Linked DNA regions of Homo sapiens: region 2 is linked to region 1. Evidence: read pairs that join two places in POLR2A ChIA-PET (ENCODE). Cell type or tissue: GM12878. All regions are shown on one strand. Links, peaks and the distances in the headings refer to the core of each region. The heading gives the core; the rest is flanking DNA. Region 1 overlaps MAPKBP1 (mitogen-activated protein kinase binding protein 1). Region 2 overlaps RPAP1 (RNA polymerase II associated protein 1).

The links. Peaks named below come from ENCODE experiments on the same cell type or tissue, not always from the same donor. Only the 100,000 strongest peaks of a DNase experiment are listed, where the experiment ranks them.
Region 2: POLR2A ChIA-PET joins it to region 1 with 17 read pairs; 6 of 35 experiments call an interaction of 5 or more read pairs at or near these places.

What each region holds. Positions count from the first base shown.
Region 1 is chr15:41,777,000-41,789,309 of GRCh38, forward strand. All of the region lies in intron 2 of MAPKBP1 (mitogen-activated protein kinase binding protein 1), which reads left to right. Among named protein-coding and RNA genes, the nearest start is that of MAPKBP1, 8.7 kb to the left of the region's middle. In GM12878, for the core only: no CTCF peak of the experiment used is centred there; a DNase peak (open chromatin) is centred at 6,098; H3K4me3 peaks cover 904 bases; H3K27ac peaks cover 1,220 bases.
Region 2 is chr15:41,527,695-41,540,004 of GRCh38, forward strand. It overlaps RPAP1 (RNA polymerase II associated protein 1), which reads right to left. Exons shown (of 25, transcript NM_015540.4): 2 at 9,251-9,507; 3 at 8,807-8,955; 4 at 8,435-8,524; 5 at 7,818-7,938; 6 at 7,020-7,241; 7 at 3,329-3,508; 8 at 2,170-2,285; 9 at 1,776-1,874; 10 at 541-642; 11 at 166-333. The coding sequence starts at 9,431. Among named protein-coding and RNA genes, the nearest start is that of RPAP1, 10 kb to the right of the region's middle. In GM12878, for the core only: no CTCF peak of the experiment used is centred there; no DNase peak of the experiment used is centred there.

The DNA.
Region 1 (12,310 bases), core at 2,452-10,451:
TTAATGGAAGCACAGGGGAGGCGACCTAAGTCAGTTCAGAGGAATTAGGAAAGGCTTCACAGGCCAGGCATGGTGGCTCACCCCTGTAATCCCAGCACTTTGGGAGGCCAAGGCGGATGGATCACTAGGTCAGGAGTTCGAAACCAGCCTGGTCAAGATGGTGAAACCTCATCTCTACTAAAAATACAAAAATTAGCCGGGCGTGGTGGTGCATGTCTGTAATCCCAGCTACTCGGGAGGCTGAGGCAGGAGACTCGCCTGAACCCGGGAGGCTGAGGTTGCAGTGAGCTCAGATCCTGCCAGTGCACTCTAGCCTGGGTAACAGAGCAAGACTCCGTCTCAAAAAAAAAAAAAAAAGGAAAGGCTTCACAGAGGAAGGGATGCTTGAACTGTGAGTCCTAAGGCAGGTGGAGAAGAGCTCTCCAGGAAAACAGTGGAAAAGGGGCATCCCTGGCAAGACCATTTACCATTCCCTGTTTAAAATAGGAATTCAGTGCTTCAGACTGCTTTAGATGGCTTTGTCTGTCCTGAAGCTGTGTATGAAAGAAATACTTAGCTGAAGTTGAATGACCCTTGAATGGTCTGGCAGCAAAATGACTGGTGCATATCTTTAGCACCCAAGAGGAGTAGCTGTCTTTGTGCGCCCAGGACCCTAGAGATGCCAGACTCCCCACACTCCTTAGTAAAAGGTCTCTACCTGAGATTATTCTAAAAGCCTGCCTTGTGATTACTCTAGTGTATTAAGCTCTGTGAGTTGCTCTAACATGTGGTGGCTGTGAGTAATCATGATAACAGGAAATTTGTGATTCATGGATAGCTAATTCTCAAATAAAATTTGAAGACAAAAAGGTACATGCCCCTTTTGGGGGGCAAAGAAGGAAATGTCAGAAAGCTTTTATGCAGCTCTTACTTCAGATGGCCTCCTGCTTTGAATTATACTGTTCTTTCTATCTAAAGTAGCCTTCTCCTTTACACCAAATTGTACACTTATTTTTAGGTCCAATTCTGTATTTATCAGAGCCACAGGGCTTTCTGTGACTAGTCCCCCACCTTGAAACCAATATCTTATTGTTATTTTATGTATGTCTTCATTTCCTAAGGATCGGGGTCATGCTCTTTATTTCCTTTACATCACACCGTTTAGGACAGTGTAAGATAGGCAGTAAGTACTAAAAAAAATAAATGAGACTAATTTAAAGATGTCAAATATAGTGCGGGATAAACTTGGACATCCAGGTGAATAAAATAATCAGGAGGAATTTATGACCTCTTTAGAAGAGAGATCAAAACTACGATTAATAAAATGGTGACAAAGAAGTAGAGATGCAGCCTAATTAGGTGTGAAGAACATAAGAGAGAAGAAGTCCACGTATGCAGAAAGCAGTGCTCAGTAAAGGGTTCTTAATTCAGGGGAGACCTAGTTAAAAATATGGCTAAAAGCTGGTGTGAGAGAGCCAGTGGAGGTGGAGATTTAAGTTACATCAAAGAGTAGATGAGTGCTGAGATTTTTATTAAGCTTTTTCAGAGGGAGGGGAGTCTCTTCAGTGGAGTACATTGGAAAAGACTGATTTAAAGTTTTATGCTAAATCAGCTTAGTCTTGGTGAAGTGTGACTTGAAGTTATCAGTAAATACCCAAGTTCAAATCCTGTAGACTTGTCATTTCCTGCCTCTCATCTCTAAGTTGGGCTGTGTTTTCCTTAAGAAGCAAATGTATGTGTTCTTGATAGCTAACCCTCCTCCTCTGAAAGTTTCTGAAAGATTTTTATGTGGAGGGAGCTGGGCTTGTTTTCAAGGACAAAGGATAGAAATGGACCAAAGCCCAGCAGGCAAGATTTAAGTTAGGGTTACAAAAGGATTGTCTGTGCTGGAGGGTTGCTAGATTTTTAAAAAGTAACTGAAGGAGGTATTGAGATCGTCCTCCTCCTTAAGAGCCATTAATCTGATCTAGGTTATATTATTCCTTCTGGAAACAATGGGTAAGATGACTTTCTTCTAGTTGTGTTTTTTTAATTGTAAATCTAATTCTTCTTTCTCTATTTGTTTCCCCAAGTTTTTTTCCTGTATAGTTGTGTGGTGGTACTTCGAGCCTTTTGAGAAGTGACTCTAAGAAGAGTTTGGTTGGGTGGGTTTCATGAAGGAGAAAAAGTGGCAATACTCTAATTTCAGCTTTTGCTCAGTGTTTGAACGCATATATGATTTGGTATTGGGGAAACATACTCATTTTTTTCGAGACGGAGTCTTGCTCTGTTGCCCAGGCTGGAGTACAGTGGCGTGATCTCGGCTCACTGCAAACTCTGCCTCCCGGGTTCAAGCGATTCTCCTGCCTCAGCCTCCTGAGTAGCTGGGATTACAGGCGCGTGCCACCACGCCGGGCTAATTTTTTTATTTTTAGTAGAAACGGTGTTTCACCATGTTGGTCAGGCTGGTCTCAAACTCCTGACCTCGTGATCTGCCTGCCTCAGCCTCCCAAAGTGCTGGGATTACAGGTATGAGCCACCACGCCCGGCCAGTTATTTTTGTTTTTTGTAGAGACAGAGTCTTACGATGTTGCTCAGGCTGGTCTCAAACTTCTGGCCTCAAGGGCTCCTCCTGCCACAGCCTCCCAAAGTGCTGGGATTACAGGCATGAGCCACCATGCCCAGCCCCTGCCTTTCTGAGTAGCTGGGACTAGTGGTGCTTGCCTCTGCGCCAGGCTCCAGTCATTTCTTAGTGTTCAATACACACGCTCTGAGTTCTCCACATAGAATAGATGACTAAGAGTGGATGTCCCTGTGGCCAGCAGCTATGCCCCTCACCAGCCTTTGTGAATGACCTTCAAAGCTCTTGTTGAATTTTCTGTCTCTGAGGTCTCTTGAAATAAGGCTTGTGAAGTGTCTTGAGATCCTCACAACAGGTGGTATACAATGAAAAATGTCAATGTTCTCCTAGTTTTGTTTCTTTGATCACCATTTCATCCCTCCTTCCGGTGCCTGCAGCTGCCCTCAGCCTTCAAAGTGATTCTCACTGGAGAGAGAGGATGCTTCTCTCCCTGGACCCAACACCTCTTCATTTACTGTCTAAAAATAGCCCAGCCTCTTCAGGCTGGGAGTTGTCTTTCGAAACCTCCTCTCACCTACTTGGCCTCACTCATTTCAAAGTGGAAGAGCACTACTGCTTTCCAAGTTTTTCTCTCTTTCAGTTTGCAATTTAGGGCAGGTTCCCTTCTTGGATTTGAGTCAATGTCTTATTTCCTGCTGGTATTTTGAATGTCTTTCATTTGTCACCTGTGTATTTTCATTTCTTGACTGATGAAAAAACAGGTAGAAATGAGGCTTCAGCCTGACATCTGTAACCTCCCCACCAACCCTCTGAGTCTGAAGTTGGGCTTGATGCTGTTATCACTGACCCTTTGTTTGGAGAAAACAGTCCAAGGTTTGAAATTGGGGCTATGTTTATTCAAACTAAGCTTCTCTGAGCACATGGTCTGTCCCACTCATCCTCAGAGTATCCGTTGGTTTTACTTCATGTTCAGACTGCAGTGTTGTTAAAGAAATAAAGCTACAGTGTTTTCAGAAGGATTTGTTATATTATACTTCATGTTCCCACTGCTCCAGGCTAAGCGTCTCCTCTGGGCTCCATTGTTTAATGCAGGACAAAGCCAGGTTTTCTGGCAGCTTCCTTTTCATAGCAATTCTCAGTAGAGGTATAGAATGAGACCTGCCTACCTTCTTGGGTGTTTATTACCCCATTTGTGGATTTTACTTTAACTTCTGTTACCTTAAAAAAAAAAAAAAAAGTTGGTGAGGAAGGCAAGAAATAAAAGTGAGTATGACAGCCAGACTGGGTAGTGTGGATTTTTAGCGTTGGTATTTTTGAATGTCCAGATTTTCCAAATCCTTCCTTCCTTCCTTTCAACAGTTATAGCAACAGGTCCAGTGCTTCTTCATTGGTCACATTATTTTCCTCTGGTTTTGAAGGACACTTAACAGAAGAATGAGTTTACAGTATGGATAGCTCCTCCTAGATTTCAAGGGAGTAAATTCCCCCCTCTCATTTTGTCACAATGTTTGCAATGCTTTTTTTTTGCTTTTTTTTTTTTCCTTTTTTCTTTTTTGAGACAGAGTCTCACTCTGTCACCTAGGCTGAAGTGCAGTGGCGTGATCTCAGCTCACTGCAACCTCCACCTCCCGGGTTCAAGTGATTCTCTTGCCTCAGCCTCCCGAGTAGCTGGGATTACAGGCATGTGCCACCATGCCTGGCTACTTTTTGTTTTTTCAGTAGAGACAGGATTTCAACATGTTGGCCAGGCTGGTCTCGAACTCCTGACCTCAAGTGATCTGCCTGCCTCGGCCTCCAAAAGTGTGCAATGCTTTTTTTGGTTGCTTCCCTATTTGGTAAAACAATGCTGTGGGTTTTTTTGTTTTTTTTTTTTTCTTGCTGGGATTTTAAAGTTTATATGCCTTATCTCTCCTCCTAAAACTGTAATGAAGCTAAAGATATTTTCCTTTCCCTGCTATGCCGGGCATGGTGGTGCACACCTATAGCCCCAGCATCTTAGGAGGCTGAGGCGGGATGATTGCTCGAGCCCAGGAGTTTGAGGCTGCAGTGAGCTATGATGGCACCACTGTATTCCAGCCTGGGCAACAGAGTGAGACCCCATCTTAAAAACAAACAAAAACTGTCTGCCCCTCTGTTTATAATTGAGATTTTAATTTACTTGAAGATCTTAGAACAACCCTTTGTGAAACCATATGGCTGATTTTTTTTTTTCCACTTTGTCAAATGTTCTTTTGGAGAAATCCTGAGAAGAAAGTTTATTTGGTGGTTCAGGATTTGAGTGTTGCTCCTTATTTATCACAGTTCTCATCAGCCTTTGAGACCCATCTTCCTTTAGTGGCTCTTCTGGTCTTTTCTTCATAAGTTTGGCTGATGCTGTTACAGATGCTAGCACTTAAGAAAACAAGACTTTAAAAAATTATGAAATACAGGCCGGGCGCAGTGGCTCATGCCTGTAATCCTAGCATTTTGGGAGGCCGAGGCGGGCGGATCATGAGGTCAGGAGATCGAGACCATCCTGGCTAACACGGTGAAACCCTGTCTCTACTAAAAATACAAAAAAAAAAAAAAAAAAAATTAGCTGGGCGTGGTGGCGGGCGCCTGTAGGCCCAGCTACTCGCGAGGCTGAGGCAGGAGAATGGTGTGAACTCGGGATGCGGAGCTTGCAGTGAGCTGAGATCGCGCCACTGCCCTCCAGCCTGGGAGATAGCGAGGCTCTGTCTCAAAAAAAAAAAAAAAAAATTATGAAATACAACAGACATTAAGAGAGTGTACAAATATAATATTGTATTATAAATAATGATAAATGATTTCCCCGTGTAACCACTGCCCAAGTGAAAAAATAGAACAATGGTAAGGTATTGGCAGTTTCTGAGGGACGTGATGCGAATGTTGTCATCAGGGTGGGTGAGGATGTACTAGGCACTGTGCTAAGCATTTTACATATACTATCTTATTCAAGTTTTACAGAAGTCTACCATAAATACTATTACCACCCCATTTTGTAGTTAAGAAAACTAATGATAAGAGAGGTCAGGTGAGTAGCTGGTAGTTACATAGCCAGTGAGTGGCTAAGCAAGAATTCAAATAGAGGCTTTCTGAACTCCAGGGCCCACACTTAATCTTTATTCTGCATTCCTCCCAGGGAGCCTTCATGTGCACAGCATGGCACTGACTGCAGAAGTGTGCCTAGTATTGCCATAGTCAAAGGGCACATCATGCACTCAGCTTAGAAAAAGGGACAGTTCCCAAAGAGGGGGAAAAAAAAGGGACAGTTCCTTAAAAAAAAAATACTTTGTCCCCAACATTCCTTATAAAAGTCAATTTAATGAATTTCTCAGACTATTATTTTAGATCCATCACTCAGTAACCCTTGTCCATCTATATCCTTACTCCTCTTCCCACCTCCAGCTCCAGATTTCCTGAACTTTTGTTTCTGCTGCCTGTTCTTGTCAGAAACTGTGCAACCTTGGTTCTGTGGGTATGTGAATGTCAGGTTGGCAGGGTGCAGCTGTGTGGTTCCAGATGACCAGAAGCCACAAGCGGTTGCTGCTTCTCTCTTGGGATTGGTTGGGGAGTGAAGGGCAGACCGACGGATGCCTTGGTTGTTTTTGTGTGTGGGTATCATGGGGCTTCAAACTGTTGTGCTCTTTGTTGGCTGGTTGATTTTGTAGCTCATGCTCTTGAGGTGCTCTTTCAGGTCTCTCCCTGTTTTCCTCTGAATTCCACTGTTTTGTTATCTCTTGTTAGCATACAACTGACCTTGTTTTTGAAGCTGTGGAGAGTAGCTGGTGGAAATACCTCTTCCAGTTGGGAAAAAATGGACTTAAAATGTCCCATGTCCAGGCTGACCTGGATGATGACAGTTGGTTGATGAGTTAATTTGAACATGAGCAGAAATGAGGTCACTTGCCTGCCTGACTCCATGTGGCCATGCTGGCTCCAGGTTGCAAAGTTCTTTGAGCAAGTACCTTGTCTTGCCTAATCTCGAATGTCTGTTCTTTTTATTTCTTATCTCAAATAGGCATTGTGATAACATTATAGGTGCAAAAGTATGAGGTCTAAAGGCCTCTGCTTCCCTGTACTCCCTCAGTTTGTCCTGAGCAGAGGGAGCCCCAAGCCAGATGGATTGGATGGAGAACAGCCCATAGGCAGTTTGCAGTTGTGGGCGCGTAGCTGGGAGCATGCTCAGAAACTGATTCTTGGCCTCACGCCTATAATCCCAGCACTTTGGGAGGCCGAGGCGGGTGGATCACGAGATCAGGAGATCAAGACCATCCTGGCTAACATGGTGAAACCCCGTCTCTACTAAAAACACAAAAAATCAGCTGGGCGTGGTCGCGGGTGCCTGTAGCCCCAGCTACTCAGGAGGCTGAGGCAGGAGAATGGCGTGAACCCGGGAGGCAGAGCTTACAGTGAGCCGAGATCGCGCCACTGCACTCCAGCCTGGGTGACAGAGCAAAACTCCGTCTCAAAAAAAAGAAACTCTGATTCTTGCACCTCTACGCTACTGCTTTGGAGAAAAGCAAGCAGCTGCTTGTCAGGACTAAACTTGTAACATGCAGGCCTACCTCCATTACCCTGACATTCATTGGTTGGCTTCTGTTTGAGAGGGCACAGTATCTTTGTATGCCATGATTGTTTTCATATAACATAATAACCTGCTGCTGACTTTTCTCAACATGTCCTTTCTGCTTATGATGTTCTTTCTCCAGGCTGCTTTGGGTTCTCTTGTAAGGCCCGTACAGCAGCTGTCACTGAGATACTGCCTCATGACAAACCTAGAACTGGCTAGTGAAAAGAGCTTCTCAAGAGTTAATATGAGCTGGACACAGTGGCTTGGGCCTGTAACCCCAGCTACTCTGGAGGCTGAGGCGGGAGGATCACTTGAGGCCAGGAGTTCAAGACTGGCCTGGGCAACATAGCAAGATCCCATCTCTAAAAGCTTTTTTAAAAAAATTAGCTGGGCCGGGCGTGGTGGCTCACACCTGTAATCCCAGCACTTTGGGAGGCCGAGGCGGGTGGATCACAAGGTCAAGAGATCTAGACCATCCTGGCCAACATGCTGAAACCCCGTCTCTACTAAAAGTACAAAAATTAGCTGGGCGTGGTGGCGCACACCTGTAGTCCCAGCTACTCGGGAGGCTGAGGGAGGAGAATTGCTTGAATCCACAAGGCAGAGGTTGCAGTGAGCCGAGATGGCGCCACTACACTCCAGCCTGGCAATAGAGCGAGACTCCGTCTCAAAAAAAAAAAAAAAAAAAAAATTAGCTGGGACTTTGGGAGACCAAGGCGAGCAGATCGTTTGAGTCCCAGAGTTCAAGACCAGCCTGGGCAACATGGCGAAACCCTATCTGTAAAAAAAAAAAAAAAAAAAAAAAAATTAGTTGGGCATGGTTGTGCATGTCTGTAGTCCCAGCTACTTAGGAGGCATGACGTGGGAGAATTGCTTGAGGCTAGGAGTTCTAGGTCTAGACTCCCTCCCAGGGCCATTGTGAGATTTAAATGAGATTTAATGAATTTGAAAACACATTGTAAGTTTTAAATAACTTCACAGCTATAAGGGGTTGCTAATACTATCAGTGTCTGAGATATCTAGAATACCAAGGAATTTTCTTCTAATTTGTTAGCAAGATTTTATTCCTTCAAGTTTCCATTTGTGAGAGGTCCTTTTTTGTAGGCTCGCCTCTTCTGTTCCAACATTTTTAATCAGCCTTTCTGCATGGCTTTTTATTGTGAACTATCTTCAGTACCTTTTTCTTGCCAATATTCTAACTTGTATCGATAATACTGACCAAAAGGAAGGCTTAGCAGAAATTCTTTTTGATACTAACTTGTGTGTAATGTATTTCAGGACTATGACTATGATTTTGGGGGGAATTTTTTTAAAATGTCAAACCAGTGAACTCCAGGAGTAGAGGGGAGTCCTAATTTTTTCTTTATCTGTTTAGAAACCACCGGGGTGATGAGCATGCTTTTTAACAGCAAAAGCTTCTCTAGATGTAGAAATAATTTTTTTTCTTTTGGGTCTAATTTATATTGACAAATAATTTGAGAAATGAATTAGCCTTTTGTCTAAGAATTTACAGGCCAAGTGAAAATGTGACGTGTGTTAATTAAATAACCCGTTATTTAAGTTTCTAATGTTGTGACCAGAGTAAAATAATCTATTAAAAAATTTTTTTTTGCTTAAAAAAATAAAGATACATGAAGATGTGAAGATATAGGTGCAATCATACCCTTACACTACTGGTGAAAACATACATTAATCCAACTTTCTTAGAGGACAATTTGGTAATATCTATTAGAAAATTTTGCATATTCATACCTTTTGATTCAGCAGTTATAATTCTGGCATCTTATTCTGTGCAGACACTCATACTGCACGAAGGTGTATCTAATTGAATTTTTTGGTGTTATTCATAAGAGTGAAATTTTGAAGTTATCCAGGTACCTATGAGTAGGGGATTGGTGTACATCAATAAGATGAAATTCCTTGTACCTGCCAGAAAGAATGAGGTTAATCTATATGTACTGATGTGGAAGAGTATACAAGATATCTTGAATGGGGGAAAAAAGCAAATTGTATAATACTTTTTTATGTTAATGATTATTTATATTTTTGTTAAAACATATATATATGTTAGTATATGCATACTAAAAAATGAGGCTATAAATACCAAACTTGTTAATATTGGTTATCTCAGGGAGGGATAGTAGATTATGATGGACTTTCACTGTCTCCATTATATATTTCTGTAATGTTTAAATTTTTCACAAAGAGCCTGCATTATTTTTGTAAGTAGAAAAAAAATAAAGATGGAAGTCTCTCCAATTTAAACATGTGTATTTCATATGTAAATCTAAGATGTTTAAAATTTAAAATCCGTATGCTCATTTTATTAAAGCAGTTATGCACAAATGCTATTGAAAAATATATCTGGTATAGCCGGGCGTGGTGGCTCACACCTGTAATCCCAGCACTTTGGGAGGCCAAGGCGGGCGGATCACAAGGTCAGGAGATAGAGACCATTGTGGCTAACACGGTGAAACCCCGTCTCTACTAAAAATACAAAAAAATTAGCTGGGCGTGGTGGCGGGTGCCCGTAGTCCCAGCTACTCAGGAGGCTGAGGCAAGAGAATGACATGAACCCGGAAGGCAGAGCTTGCAGTGAGCCAAGATTGCGCCACTGCACTCCAGCATGGGCGACAGAGCCAGACTCCGTCTAAAAAAAAAAAAAAATATATATATATATATATATATATATAGGTATAATAAGCTTTTTTTGTTTTTTAAAGAAGTAATAGGACATAAAAATATTTTCTTGAAGATTAATGATTAGCTTGTTGAATTTGAGACAATTCATTTCCTTTTTTCTTTGACATTGAGTCTTGCTCTGTCGCCCAGGCTGGAGTGCAGTGGCAGTATCTCCGCTCAGTACAACCTCTGCCTCCCAGGTTCAAGCGATTATCCTGCCTCAGCCTCCCGAGTAGCTGGGATTACAGGCGTAATCCTGACCTCAGGTGATCCATCTGCCTAGGCCTCTCAAAGTAGATTTTTTTCCTGTTGGGATTACAGGTGTGAGCCACTGTGCCTGGCCAGTTTCTAATATCTTCAAAAATATCTCCTTGGTTAGCTTTGATAAATATTTTTTGATACTTTTTGAAGTACATGTGCTTTCTGAAAAGATTTGTTACAACTAATACAGAAAAGCATAAAGAAGAAGAAAAATTATCCATAATTCCAGCACCTAGAGATAACACTGTTCTGATTATCAAGGGCATTTAAAGCTCTTTTTGATCAACATAGTCGCTTTTATTTTATTTTATTTATTTTTGGGTGGGGGGCAGGGACAGAGTCTCGCTCTGTCGCCCAGGCTAGAGTGCAGTGGTGTGATCGCGGCTCATTGCAGCCTCTGCCTCCCAAGTTCAAGCAATTCTCCTGCCTCCGCCTCCCGAGTAACTGGGACTACAGGCACCCGCCACCATGCCCAGCTAATTTTTGTATTTTTAGTAGAGATGGGGTTTCACCATGTTGGCCAGAATGGTCTTGAACTCCTGACCTTGTGATCCACCCACCTCAGCCTCCCAAAGTGCTGGGATTACAGGCATGAACCACCACGCCCGGCCGCGAACACATTCTTTAATTATAACTTAGGTCAGATTTGTGAAGAGCCATGCCATGCATGTCTTTACTAAAGTCAGGGATAAGAGTGTTCTGTTTGTAATCATGTATGGCACATGGATTATGTTATTCAGGCCTTCCTCTGTCTTTCTGGAAAGGCATCAGAATCTTACTTCCTGCCACAACTTCTAGGGGTGGCATTGATAAATAGTTGAAGAATTCCCTAGGAGGTAAAAAAAACTTAATAAGATTAACCAAAGAGTATTCATAAAAATTTTAAGTTTTTTATTTTAATTAATTAATTAATTATTTCCCAAGACAGAGTCTTGCTCTGTTGCCCAGGCTGGAGTGCAGTGGCACTATCTCAGCTCACTGCAACCTCCGCCTCCCAGGTTCAAGCAATTCTTTTGCCTCAGCCTCCCAAGTAGCTGCGATTACAGGCACGTACCACCATGCCCGGCTAATTTTTGTATTCTTATTAGAGATGGGGTTTCACCATGTTGGCCAGGCTTGTCTTGAACTTTTGACCTCGTGATGCACCCGCCTCGGCCTCCCAGAGTGCTGGGATTACAGGGGTCAGCCACCGCACCCGGCCATGATTTTAAGTTTTTTAAAAATGTTTTTGAGTATTTAAAAAATTGATTCAACAAATATATATTAAACACTGTGCCCTGTGCTATAAGCATACAGTTATATGAGATACAACTTCTGCCCTCCAGGAGTGTGTAGACTGGTAGGAGAGATAAGACAAATCCATAAAGAATAGAAGTTCTTTACAAGGTTCTAAGCAGTGCATGCCATGTGAATGATGCAAATTAGGTGCTGCTGTAAGAGTACGGAGGAGGAAGGAATCATTTCTGGCCAGGCGATCACAGAAAGAATCAGAGGGGATGTGACATTTGAGCTGGTCCTCGAAGGAAAGGTAGGATTTCAGTATAGGGTAGTGGAAGGGAAGGTTAGAAGAAGCATATGAGCTATAAAGCCCCAAGGCTTCTTTCCAGAAAAATGAATAGTCCAGATTGACAGATGCACATGATTCAAATAGGTGAGTAGTAGGAAATAGAATTATGAGAAGGGCAGAGTTCATTAATGCTAGGCTAAAACATTTATATTTTATTTAGTTGACAGGAAGGAGTGACTGAAAAAGTTTTTGGGCAGGGGAGAAACATGGATCAAAGCTATGCTGTGGAAAAATTACACGCTGATGGGTTGGAGGAGGGGAGGAAAGAGTCTATAGTAAGGAAATTGATTAGAAATCCATTGCTATATCCAGGAATGTGTTGAAGGCCTAAACTGGGGTGTTGGCATGAAGTGAGCATTTTGTAGAGAATAGGTTGAGGAAACCTTCCTTCTTCCCTGGAGAGTTTCATGGCATAAGTTGTGTGATTGTAGGGGCACTGAGAGCCCTCCACACTCCCCTTTTTGTTCCAGGAGACACATTCACTTTGCACACTTAGTCCAGATAAGGAACAGTTAATATTCTCACTGGTTACAAAATAGAAAAGCAAGAGTTTAAGAAAATCAGGTGTGTAGAGGAATTAGATCCTTTTGATGACCAGATTTTTAGCTCATAAAGCTTTGTTTGTGGTTCTGGTTTTGCTGTAGTACTGTAGAGAGGACTGACTTTAGAGGAAAAAAAAAAACTACAA
Region 2 (12,310 bases), core at 2,477-10,476, 250 kb before region 1:
AAAGGCAAGCCTCCTGGGCTTTAGGGACTTTAGGAGATGAGGGAGACGCCTGCCATCCCATTCTACATCTTGCCCGCAAAGCCTTAGCAATGGGGCCATGCCCAGGAACAGGAATATGGACCCTGGCACCTCCCAGCCCAAGCCCCATTCCTATCCCTGTGGTACCTCATCTCCAGGAGCCACCAGCAGAGCCCGAAGAGCACGGATGGCGGTTGCAATGACCCCATCCACTCTGTCATCCAAGGAGAAGCGCAGTAGGAAGAGGAAACCAGCATCCAAAAGGAGGCTTAAGACACTGCCTGCTAGCCGGTCCCCAAACTCACCAGCCTGGGCCTGAGGGCAGGAGGGTAAAACCTTGCTGAAGATGCTGAAGTTATCTAGAGGCTTTGCCCTAATCCTTCGTTTGCCCCCCTATGATCCTAGGTTGTTAAAAGCACATAGCTGGCTAGTGAGCCAGAGTGAAAAGGGCAGGAGATGGGGAAGTCTGAGGCTGTGGGGTGAAGGGAAGGGTGGGCAGGACCAGGCTGGCAATCCACTCACCCTGCTGATGACCTGGGCTAACACATGCAGTGCCAGTGCTCTCTGCTGGGAAACCTGGCTGCGGGTCAGGTGGAACAGCTCCTGTAGGGAATACCCCGCTCTCTGGGGCAGGGACAAGAAGTCAGAAGCAGCCAGGATACAGCACAGTGCCCCCAAAACACCAAGCAAGGTATCACAGGAAAGACAAAGATAAATAAGTGAAATCTGCCCTGCTTTCCATGGAGCCTCAAGCCGGTAAAGATAAGACTTGCATACAAGTAACCATGCCATGAGGCAGATGCAGAGGAACGTGATAACTGATGTTTAATTTGCGACCGGCGGACAGGAGAGAGAGAGAAGGGAACCTGGAAAATTAAATTGGTCTCAGTGGATGGGTAGAGCTTTGATGGCCTGACATGGAGCAAAAGGCAAAGGCATTTCCTGGAGCGAGTGGAGTCCTGGAGGGCCCTGAGCACAGGAGGTATGTGGGGAGAAGCCAGCAGAGTGGTGTAGCAGGAAGTGAAGGAGGCAGAGCAGCAGGGTCAGCAGGGACAAAAGGTAGAAGGAATATCTTGCCCAGCTGAGACCAGAACCTTATTTTGTGAGCAGAGGGAAGCTGGGAAACTTCTGGAGGCAAGGCATGGCCTGAGCTGGGCCAGAAGAAATCAGCACAGCAGCCCCGAGAGACATGGAATGGCAGGGGGGCGGAGAATGGAGGGCATGGAGAGTGAGCAGACCAAGGAAGCAAGGCCACAGTGCAGGAGGCATCATGAGGAGGTGACAGAAGATCGGCAAATTCTAGCAACTGACCAGAATACGGAGAGAGGATCAAGATTTTGAGCCTAAGAAACTGAATGCCACGCCTGTAATCCCAGCACTTTGGGAGGCCGAGGCAGGCGGATCACAAGCTCAGGAGATCAAGACCATCCTGGCTAACATGGTGAAACCCCGTCTCTACTAAAAATACAAAAATTAGCTGGACGTGGTGGCATGCGCCTGTAATCCCAGCTAGTCAGGAGGCTGAGGCAGGAGAATGGCTTGAACCCAGGAGGTGGAGGCTGCAGTGAGCCAAGATCATACCACTGCACTCCAGCCTGGGCCAGAGCGAGATTCTGTCTCCAAAAAAAGAAACTGAATGCACAGCAAAGGCATGAACTAGAACAGGGCACACAGAAGGTCAAAGGCAGTTGACCAGAGATCCTTTTCCATGGGGTTGTTAAAAGAGCTGCCCCATCCTCTCCAGTCCCATGCCTCACCTCTGCCTCCTCTCCATGGTGGTGCAGACCCAGGTGGGTGGGCAGGTCCACGTCAGGGGCCAGTAGTTCTCCCTGAAGACTGAATCGAGCCTGCATCCTCTAATGGGAAGAGAAAGAGGACTGTGGTCTGGGGGCTCCAGCAACCTTCCCACACCCACTCCCCACCTTTAATCCCAGGCCTTTCAGGACTTAGGTACTGACTCTACTTCTACCAGAAATGGGGCTTATCTGGCCTTGGGGGCCAGGCAGAGTGATGGTAAAGGTGGGTGAGAGCAAAGGAGAGATGCTTCTCAGGCTCTGGGCAATAGAAAGGCCTGAGTTCTGAGGGCAAGAGCAGCAGCTCCTCTCCTGCCCTATCTCACCCACCCCTTGTAGGCCAGGTGGCCCTCCTCACCTCCTGTGTCTGCTGCCGCCGGACAGGGGGCAAGTCCTGGGTCCAGTGGAGCTTCTCCAGCTCGACAGTGTCCATGTGCAGCCATTCTTTCTGAGGGGTCACGGGCAATGCCAGAGCTGGGGAGACAAAGCATGATAGTATTACCCAAACGGCTCAGCTCACTATCCACAGGGGTCCCCACCATCACCCAGCAGCTGCCACATCCACTTCTGTTCCAGGATCTGCCAGCTTCTACCCTCGGTTATGGCTAAATGGCATGGCCCAGGGACTGGAACTCCTGGGGCTGGGGTGAAAGTCTCAAATATGACAGACACACTCCATCCTGGGCTCCAGCCCCTTGCTGACCCCAAGGATTTGTTGGGAGGGGAGAGAGGAGGAGAAGGAGAAGGAAGAAAGAGAAAGAAAGGAGAAAAAGATGAAGAAGGAGGACCACATATGTCAGGAAGGCACCATCTCCACTTTCCAGTACCAGCCCTTAAAGGAGTAGGAGAGTGGGGACAATGAGGAGGAGGCAACTATACTGCTCCTGGGGGGCAGGATACAGAAACAAATCCCACAGCATTTTCCTCCTTCACGCCTACCCCCACCCAACCTGCTCAGCTGGCCTGGAGCTCCTCCGGGGGCATGAGGTTCCTGGCTCTCATAATTCAATTTCTTATTTTGTTAATCACTAATGAAATAATCTAGTTTCTGGGAAATGAGTGCTTCCACTGGCCTCTCTGCTTCTGGTCTGGCATGTTCATAAGATCTTTGTCAGATTCTGCCTCTCTTATTACTCTGGCCCTGCCATCTTTCCCCCAGCACTGTGAGCAGAGAGAGAAAGAACAGTGGGATGGACAGAGCCAGAGCTGGGGCAGCTACAGCAAGGACAGGAAGATAGTCTGCCGGGAGCGGGTGGAGTGGGATTCAGCCATCACGCATTGCTGCCTCTTAAAAGGGAAGGCGGAGAAGGGGCAGTAACAGGACAAGAAAACAGGAAGCATGTGCAGGAAGAAGACATGCATCAGCAATGAAGACTGACTTGAAGCCAATAATGAGGATTAATGTTAGATGTCCAAAAGCACAGAAGCTTCTCTCTTCTCTCATTTGCCAGGCCTAGGAAAAGGGACAATTTCCCCTACTTTTATCCACCAAAATATGACCCCCGCCTCCTGCAAACCTGGGGCTTCTGGCTCCAGCTTGTCTCTCTTCCTGGGCTCACTGGCAAAAGCTGACATGAGGGGTTCCTCCTTGGTGACATTAGCAGAGGGTCCTCCTGGCCTCTGCTCCTCAGAGGCTGTCTCTCCTGTTTGCTCTTGCGTGTGGCTGTGAGATCTCAAGAAAGCAACCAAGCTGGGGTCTAGAGGCGAAGGTAGAGGGGAGAGTGAGTGAGGGTAGATCCTCCCTGGCCTCCTACAGACCTGGAACCCGCTGAATATCGCCTGTCTGTGGGTGCCAAGGACAGGACAAGCTGCTTCCGAGCCTGGGCCTGAGCCTTCTGGGTGCTCCTGTGGCCCATCAATGACCCAGCCTTCTCACACCTGTGGGGTCACTAGGCCCACCTGCCCACCTGCCCACCTTTCCCTCTATCCCTCACAGTCCACTGGCCCAGGTTCCTATGCCTATCCCTTTGGTTTCAGGTCACAGTTCCAATGTAAGTGGCTGTAGAATGAATAAGTTAATGTTGACTAGGGCCAAAAAGAAGGCATTTACAGAAAGAATTTCCTTCTCTTAGCTAATTTATTTATGCACACACACATATATATATATATATATATATATATATTTTTTTTTTTTTTTTTTTTTTTTTTTTTTTGAGACGGAATCTCGCTGTGTCGCCCGGGCTGGAGTGCAGTGGTGCAATCTCAACTTACTGCAACCTCCATCTCCCAGGTTCAAGGGATTCTCCTGCCTCAGCCTCCTGAGTAGCTGGGATTAAAAGTGCCTGCCACCACGCCTGGCTAATTTTTGTATTTTTACTAGAGACGGGGTTTTACCATGTTGCTCAGGCTGTAAATATATATTTTTAAAGAGATAGGGTCTTGCTCTGTTACCCATGCTGGAGTGCAGTGGCACAATCGTAGCTCACCACAGCCTCAAACTCCTGGGCTCAAGCAATCCTCCCGCCTCAGCCTCCCAAGTAACTGGGACTACCGGCATGCACCACCATATCTGGCTAATTTTTTTTTTTTTTTTTGAGACAGAGTCTCACTCTGTCGCCCAGGCTGGAGTGCCATGGCACGATCTCGGCTCACTGCAAGGTCCGCCTCCCGGGTTCAAGTGATTTTCTTGCCTCAGCCTCCCGAGTAGCTGGGACTACAGGCGTGTGCCACCACGCCCAGCTAATTTTTGTATTTTTAGTAGAGACAGGGTTTCACCGTGTTGGCCAGGATGGTCTCAATGTCTTGATCTTGTGATCCGCCCACCTCAGCCTCCCAAAGTGCTGGGATTACAGGCGTGAGCCTCCACACCTGGCTGTAATTTTTTATATCTTTATTTTTTGTAGAGATGGGGTCTCATGATGTTCCTCAAGCTGGTCGTAAACTCTTGGCCTCAAGCAATCCTCTCACCTCAACCTCCCAAAGTGCTGGAATTACAGGGCAAGGCACCATACTGAGCCCTAACACGTATTATACTCTATAGAGGTGCTAGTATACAGTGGGTAACAAGATTGACTGAGTGCCTGGCATTTTGGTGAACAGACACTAGGGGTGAGGCATAGCATAGAACAGTATCACAGAGTAGAAGAGACTATACATATACTAGAGTATAGCTATAATAAAGCATAGTGTATACTATACCAGGGTAGTACAGTTATACATAGCACAGTGGTTAAAAAGTAGGGCCTCGGCTGGGCACGGTGACCATCTCAAAAAAAAAATCGCAGCACTTCAGCAGGCCGAGGCAGATGGGTCGCTGGAGGTCAGGAGTTCAAGACCAGCCTGGCCAACATGGTGAAACCCATCTCTACTAAAAATACAAAAAAATTAGCTGGGTGTGGTGGTGCACATCTGTAATCCCAGCTACTCAGGAGGCTGAGGCAGGAAAATCGCTTGAACTAGGGAGGTACAGGTTGCAGTGAGCTGAGATCGTGTCACTGTACTCCACCCAGGACAACAGAGCGAGACTCCGTCTCAAAAAAAAAAAAAAAAAAAAAAAAAGCAGGGCATATGAGACCAGGTAGATCTGGGTTTAAATCCTGTGTCCTGTGCTTCTTATAAGGTGTGTGACCTGGGTAGAATTTCTTTTAAATTTTAGGCCTCAGTTTCTTTCATAAGTAAAATAGGGTTAATACCACCTACCTCACAGGACAAGTTTAAGGACAGAACTGAATAATGCATTAAAGGTCAGGCACGGTGGCTCATGCCTGTAATCCCAGCACTTTGGGAGGCTGAGGTCGGTGGATCACTTGATGCCAGGAGTTCGAAACTAGCCTGGCCAACATGGTGAGACCCCATCTCTACTGAAAATAAAAAAAATTAGCCAAGCATGGTGGTACACACCTCTAATTCCAGCTGCTGAAAAGGCTGAGGCACAAGAATCACTTGAACCTGGGAGGCAGAGGTTGCAGTGAGCCGAGATCGTGCCATTCCACTCCAGCCTGGGTGACAGAGGGAGACTCTGAAAACAAAAAACAAAAAACAAAAACCAACCTGTGCAATATAGTGAGACCTCATCTCTACAAAAACCTTAAAAGAAATTCGCTGGGGGCCAGGCACGGTGGCTCACACCTGTAATCCCAGCACTTTGGGAGGCACTTTGATCCACCTGAGGTCAAGAGTTCGAAACCAGCCTGGCCAATACAGGGAAACCCCGTCTCTACTAAAAATACAAAAAATAAAAAAATTAGCCAGGCATGGTGGCAGGCGCCTGTAATCCCAGCTACTTTGGAGGCTGAGACAGGAGAATTGCTTGAACCTGGGAGGCAGAGGTTGCAGTGAGCAGAGATTGCGCCATTGCACTCCAGCCTGGGCAACAAGAGGAAAAATCCGTCTTAAAAAAAAAAAAAAACCTAGGCGCAGTGGCTCCAGCACTTTGGGAGGCCAAGGCCAGTGGATCACCTGAGGTCAGGAGTTCGACACCAGCCTGGCCAACATGGTGAAACTCCGTCTCTACTAAAAATACAAAAATTAGTTGGGTATGGTGGTGGGCACCTGTAATCCCAGATACTCAGGAGGCTGAGGCAGGAGAATCATTTGAACCCAGGAGGCGGAGGTTGCAGTGAGCCTACGTCGCGCCATTGCACTCTAACCTGGGCAACAAGACCGAAACTCCATCTCAAAAAAAAAAAAAGGCCGGGCATGGTGGCTCATGCTTGTAATCCTAGCACTTTGGGAGGCCGAGGAGGGCAGATCACCTGAGGTTGGGAGTTCGAGACCAGCCTGACCAACATGGAGAAACCCTACCTCTACTAAAAATAAAAAAATTAGCTGGGCGTGGTGGCAGATGCGTGTAATTCCAGCTACTCGAGAGACTGAGGTAGGAGAATCTCTTGAACCCGGGAGGCGGAGGTTGTGGTGAGCCGAGATTGTGCTATTGCATTCCAGCCTAGGCAACAAGAGTGAAACTCTGTCCCCCCAAAAAAAAAAAAAAATTAGCTGAGTGTGGTGGTGTGTGCCTATAATCCCAGCTACACAGGAGGCTGAAGTGGGAGGATTGCTTGAGCCGTGAAGGTGGAGGTTGCAGTGAGCCGAGATCGTGCCACTGCATTCCAGCCTGGGTGACAGAGCAAGACCATCTCAAAAAAAAAAAAAAAAAAAAAAAAAGCATTAAAGTACTCAGCACAGTGCCCGGAACTCACAGTAAGCCTAGCTCAATAAGTGGTATTCCTCTCCTAGCCTGGTCTCAGCAGGAAAGCCAGGCACCCATACCAAGCTGGGCCAGCAACCGCTGCTGTTCCTGCAGGATCTCCTCAGGAGCCATGGCCTGCAGTCTTGCTATGTTCTCTTCATGGATAGTCTGGGCTTCCTGCTCAGCTTCTTGATCCCTGAGCCCCTTCCCTGTGACCAGATTGGGTCCCTGAAAGCTGTGGCTGCTCCCAGGAAGCTGGCAGCCCTGGTTCCTAGGAGTGGGTGTCTCACAGGTCACGGCACCTGGAAGAAAGGTATGATCACATTCATTGCTCTGTCCTCCAGGGCTCTAACTGGGCTTTTTGGCCTTCTTCTATAAGGCTATTAGCCCTGGAGACAGGTATAGACCCAAACTTTCCTCAGAGTGGAGACCCCACTGGGTCTGGCACAGGGACTCCAGGTGGCTTCTCCACTCACTGCTTCCCTAGTACTTATATGAAAAGGTTTTCCTCAGAAACATCCTAATTTCTGACTCCTCTTAGATATCTAGGCAGGCATCTATAGCCAGGGGCCTGCTCCCAGCTGTTAAGCTAATAATTTGCATCATTAAAGGGATCTTGGCCAACACATTTATTTTACAGTCTCTGCCAGACACTTCTGCCCTATTCCCTTTCTCTTAGGACTGCATAATGGCCTGCCCCACTCCCAGCACCTGAGACCCAGATATGGACCCAAGCCTCCCATACCTAGTATTCTCAGACTACTTGAGATGGCTCAAATGCACCTCTCATTTGAGGCAGGAAGACATATCTTCAAAAATGACCCTATGATTGTGTCTTTTAAAAAGGCCAAGCCCAATCCTCTTCAACCCCGGCTCACCCTCTGGTGGGCCCACGTTGGGCACAACTTCCCCAACTGATGGGCCCTTGGCTTCAGCTATCCTCCTTGCCGCAATTTCCTGGGCAAAGATGCTTCTCTTACCAGATGTTGCTGATTTCCCCTGTGGGGCAAAAAGAAAACCCAGGTTACTGATGCTCATCATCCCACTTTCCTCTCAACCTCTTTATATCAAGGCCTCTGGAACAAAGAGATAAAAGGGGATTTGCTCAATTTCCAGGGATCACAACCCTAGTTCTCAGAAAAAGGAGAGGTCTATAAGAGTAAAGGTCTTAGACTCTGACAGACTTGGGTTGAAGTTCTGGCTCTTCTACCTATTAGATGTGTGGTGTTGGACAAGTTATTTATCTCTTTGGGGTCTCAGTTTCCTCATATGAAAAATGGGAATAAGGACTCCTCATCCCCAAGGTATCATCATGATACCTGCCTTATATGTTTGTTATGAAGATTAAAAGAAGTAATGGGTATGAAGTGCTTAGTATGATCCTGCTTTGTAAATTAAATTGCTTATCATCATTAAAACTACCTGCCTGGAGAAGATGCACTATGAGACTCACCTGTCTGTCTCCTGAGCACCACCTAAGCTTACCCTTGCCTACCTGTGTGTCCCGCGAGCGAAGGAACACAGCAGGGAAAGCAACACCACTGGGCACAGGCAGATTCACGGCCACTGAACTTGTATCTCGTTCCTGTAGCAACAAAGCACAAAGTTGTGAAGCACAATGGAGAAACTTCCCCAGGCTGGACCCGATCCTATTAGCCCAGTTCTGAACGATGAGAACCTCACTCTGGGGGGTTACGGACCCTCCTCCCTTCAGGGCAGTGATTCTAACCCAGCCCCCAACCTGACCTCAGGGGTAAAAGTCTACCTTTCTGAAGCACCCTCCACTGATAAGCCTCACCCACCCCGAGCATCCAATATCCCTGTTGCCCTAGAACATCTTATCCTACTCAGCCAGAGTGAGACGCACAATAATCTTAGTCAAGACAGCAGTGATGTGCTGATCATGCCTCCTCAGCCTCTCTTCTGGGTCCTCATCCTCAGGCAGGCAGTGGCCAGGGCTGGGCCTGGCTCTCTTTGGAGGAGAAGGGACCAAAGCTGGGGGCAAATCTGGGAGATCTGAGAAAGAAAAGATCCCAAACGTGAGTATATGCACACCTTCCTAGGAAGACACTGCAGGCTAGGGAAGAAAGACAGCTGCCATGGGGCCCTGGCTCAAGCTGTGTCATCTTGGGTAAGATATTTAACCTCTTTGAGCCTCATTTTCTTCCTCTGTAAAATGGGGCTGCAGAAACACAGGCTATGCAGTGTCTGAAATAATAATGATGTGTCTGAATCCAACCACAACAGGAAGAGGGAGGGGCCCGAGGCTGTACCCTCTCTACTTCTCAGCCTCACATCCATGGGAACTCACTGTCCAACATCACCACATCCCGATGGTCCTGGAGCGGAGGCCGGTCTGAGTTGGCATCACCACCGCCCCTATTTCCTTTCTTCACCAACTGCACTGCTGGGGCTGCACCAGCTGCGAGAAACTGACTCTGGAAGTGCAGCAGGTCCACCTCGGACTCCCCTGGCTTCGGTCTCGACAGCATCTTGCTGCTCCAGCTGCCTCCCCAGTACGACTCTCTCCAGCAGTGTCTCCGTGTGGGGGTTCCCTCTTATTCATCCCTAAGAGCAAGAAAGAATATGGGCCCTCTGCAACTGAACCCTGATTCTCTTTATTGGGCAACAGCGAAGATCTTCTTTATCCTTGGGTTAACATGAACTCATTCCTCCTCATTCATACCTTACTGCCATTCCCTCTGTCTTCAGCCCTCCCTGATGTCATCAGCCTAGCAACAATATTTATAGCCAACTTAGGTTGTTTACAATCTATAGGTGATAAAACTCTCAGGAACAACCAGCAGGAGACCTGAGGAAAATGTCATCAGGGGCCGAGCAGATAAATGTTGTCATAATGGGGGGGTGATGATTCTGTATCAAACTGGAGAGAACATGCTTGGCCTAAAGGTATGTAAATTATTAAAAACCTTGGGCTGTAAAATATCAATATAAAAAACATTTGTGGCCAGGCGCAGTGGCTCACGCCCGTAATCCCAGCATTTTGTAAGGCCGAGGAGGGTGGGTCACCTGAGGCCAGGAGTTCAAGACCAGCCTGGCCAACATGGTGAAACCCCATCTCTACTAAAAATACAAAAAATTAGCTGGGCATTGTGGTGGGCGCCTGTAATCCCAGCTACCTGGGAGGCTGAGACAGGAGAATCGCTTGAACCTGGGAGATGGAGGTTGCTGTGAGCCGAGATTGCACCATTGCACTCCAGCCTGGGCAACAAGAGTAAAACTCCGTCTCAAAAAAAAAAAAAAAAATTGTATGTCTATGCACTAGCAAAGAACATGCAGAAAATGGAATTAAGAAAACAATTGCATTGGCCGGATGCGGTGGCTCACGCCTGTAATCCCAGCACTTTGGGAGGCCAAGGCGTGTGGATTATGAGGTCAGGAGATCAAGACCATCCTGGTTAACACGGTGAAACCCCGTCTCTACTAAAAATATAAAAAACTAGCCGGGCGTGGTGGCGGGCACCTGTATTCCCAGCTACTCGGGAGGCTGAGGCAGGAGAATGGCGTGAACCCGGGAGGCGGAGCTTGCAGTGATCTGAGATGGAGCCACTGCACTCCAGCTTGGGCGACAGAGTGAGACTCTGTCAAAAAAACAAAACAAAACAAAACAAAAAACAGACAGGATCTCACTCTGTCACCTAGGTTGGAGTGCAGTCTGCTATCATAGCTTACTACAGCCTCAAACTCCTGGGCTTGGGTGATCCTCCCACTTGACACAGAAAGTTAATTTAATTGCCCCAAATCCACAGTAAATGTCAGAAACAGAATCTCAAGTTAGGCACTCAAGCTGCAGAATGTATGCACTTCTCTGTCTGCTCAACCTTGACAATGATAAGTGATCAGAGGCTTAGAGGATAAAAAAGGAAAGAAAAAACAAAAAAAATCAACAAACAGGTCAGCAATCAAATGTTTTGTATCATGATAAAATATGCATATTTCTATTTTTCTCTATATACTGTAAATTTATGTACTTTTTAAACTTGTGATTTGTTATAATGTTAGATTTACAGATTTATATAGATAGTATGAACAGTTTCCATATGTAGTCTTCACCCAGTTTCTCCAAAGGTTAAGACTTTACGTAACCATGGCACAAAGGCAAAAAAGAAATTAACATAGAGACCTTACATTTATTTGTCAACAAAAAGGAATGAAGTTCCAATGCACAAACATTGAAAACATTATACTAAGTGAAAGAAGCTATATGACTCAGAAACATTTTATTTAGTGAAAAGAAAGAAAGAAGCTAGCCAAAAAGGACCTCATATTGTATGATTCTGTTCATATGGAATGTCCAAAATAGGCAAATCCATAGAGACAGAAAGTAGATTAGTAGTTGCCAGGGGCTAGGAGAGCTGGAGGGAAATGGGAATTGACAGCTAATGGGTATGGAGCGTCTTTTTGGAGTAATGAAAATGTTCAACCTTGTGAATATACTAAAAGCCATGAATTGTAAACTTTATTAATTTATTGTGACAGAGTCTGGCTCTGTCACCCAGGCTGGAGTGCAGTAGCGTGATCTTGGCTCACTGCAACCTCTACCTCCTGGGCTTAAGCCGTCCTCCCACCTCAGTCTCCCAAAAAGCTAGGACTACAGATGCACCACCACACTCAGCTAATTTTTGTTTTTTTTTTTGTTTTTTGTTTTTTGTTTTTTGAGACGGAGTTTTGCTCTTGTTGCCCAGGCTGGCGTGCAATGGCGCGATCTCGGCTCACTGCAACCTCTGACTCCTAGGTTCAAGTGATTCTCCTGCCTCAGCCTCCTGAGTAGCTGGGATTACAGGCGCCCACCACCATGCCTGGCTAATTTTTTGTAGTTTTTCAGTAGAGACAGGGTTTCACCATGTTGGTCAGGCTGATCTCGAACTCCTGACCTCATGATCCACCTGCCTTGGCCTCCCAAAGTGCTGGGATTACAGGCGTGAGCCACCGTGCCCCACAATTTTTGTGTTTTTTACAGAGACAGGATTTCACCATGTTGTACAGGCTGGTCTCGATCTCCTGGGCTCAAGAAATCTGCCCACCTTGGGCTCCCAAAGTACTGGGATTACAGGCCTGAGCTACTGCACCTGGCCTGTAAACTTTTAAAATGATGAATTCTGGCCAGGCTCGGTGGCTCACATCAGTAATCCCAGCACTTTGGGAGGCTGAGACAGGTGGCTCACGAGGTCAGGAGTTCAAACCAGCCTGACCAACATGGTGAAGTCTCTACTAAAAATACAAAAAAAATTAGCCGGGTGTGGTGGCAGGTGCCTGTAATCCTAGCTACTCAGGAGGCTGAGGCAGAAGAATCACTTGAACCTGGGAGGCGGAGGCTGCAGTGAGCCAAGATCGTACCACTGCACTCCAG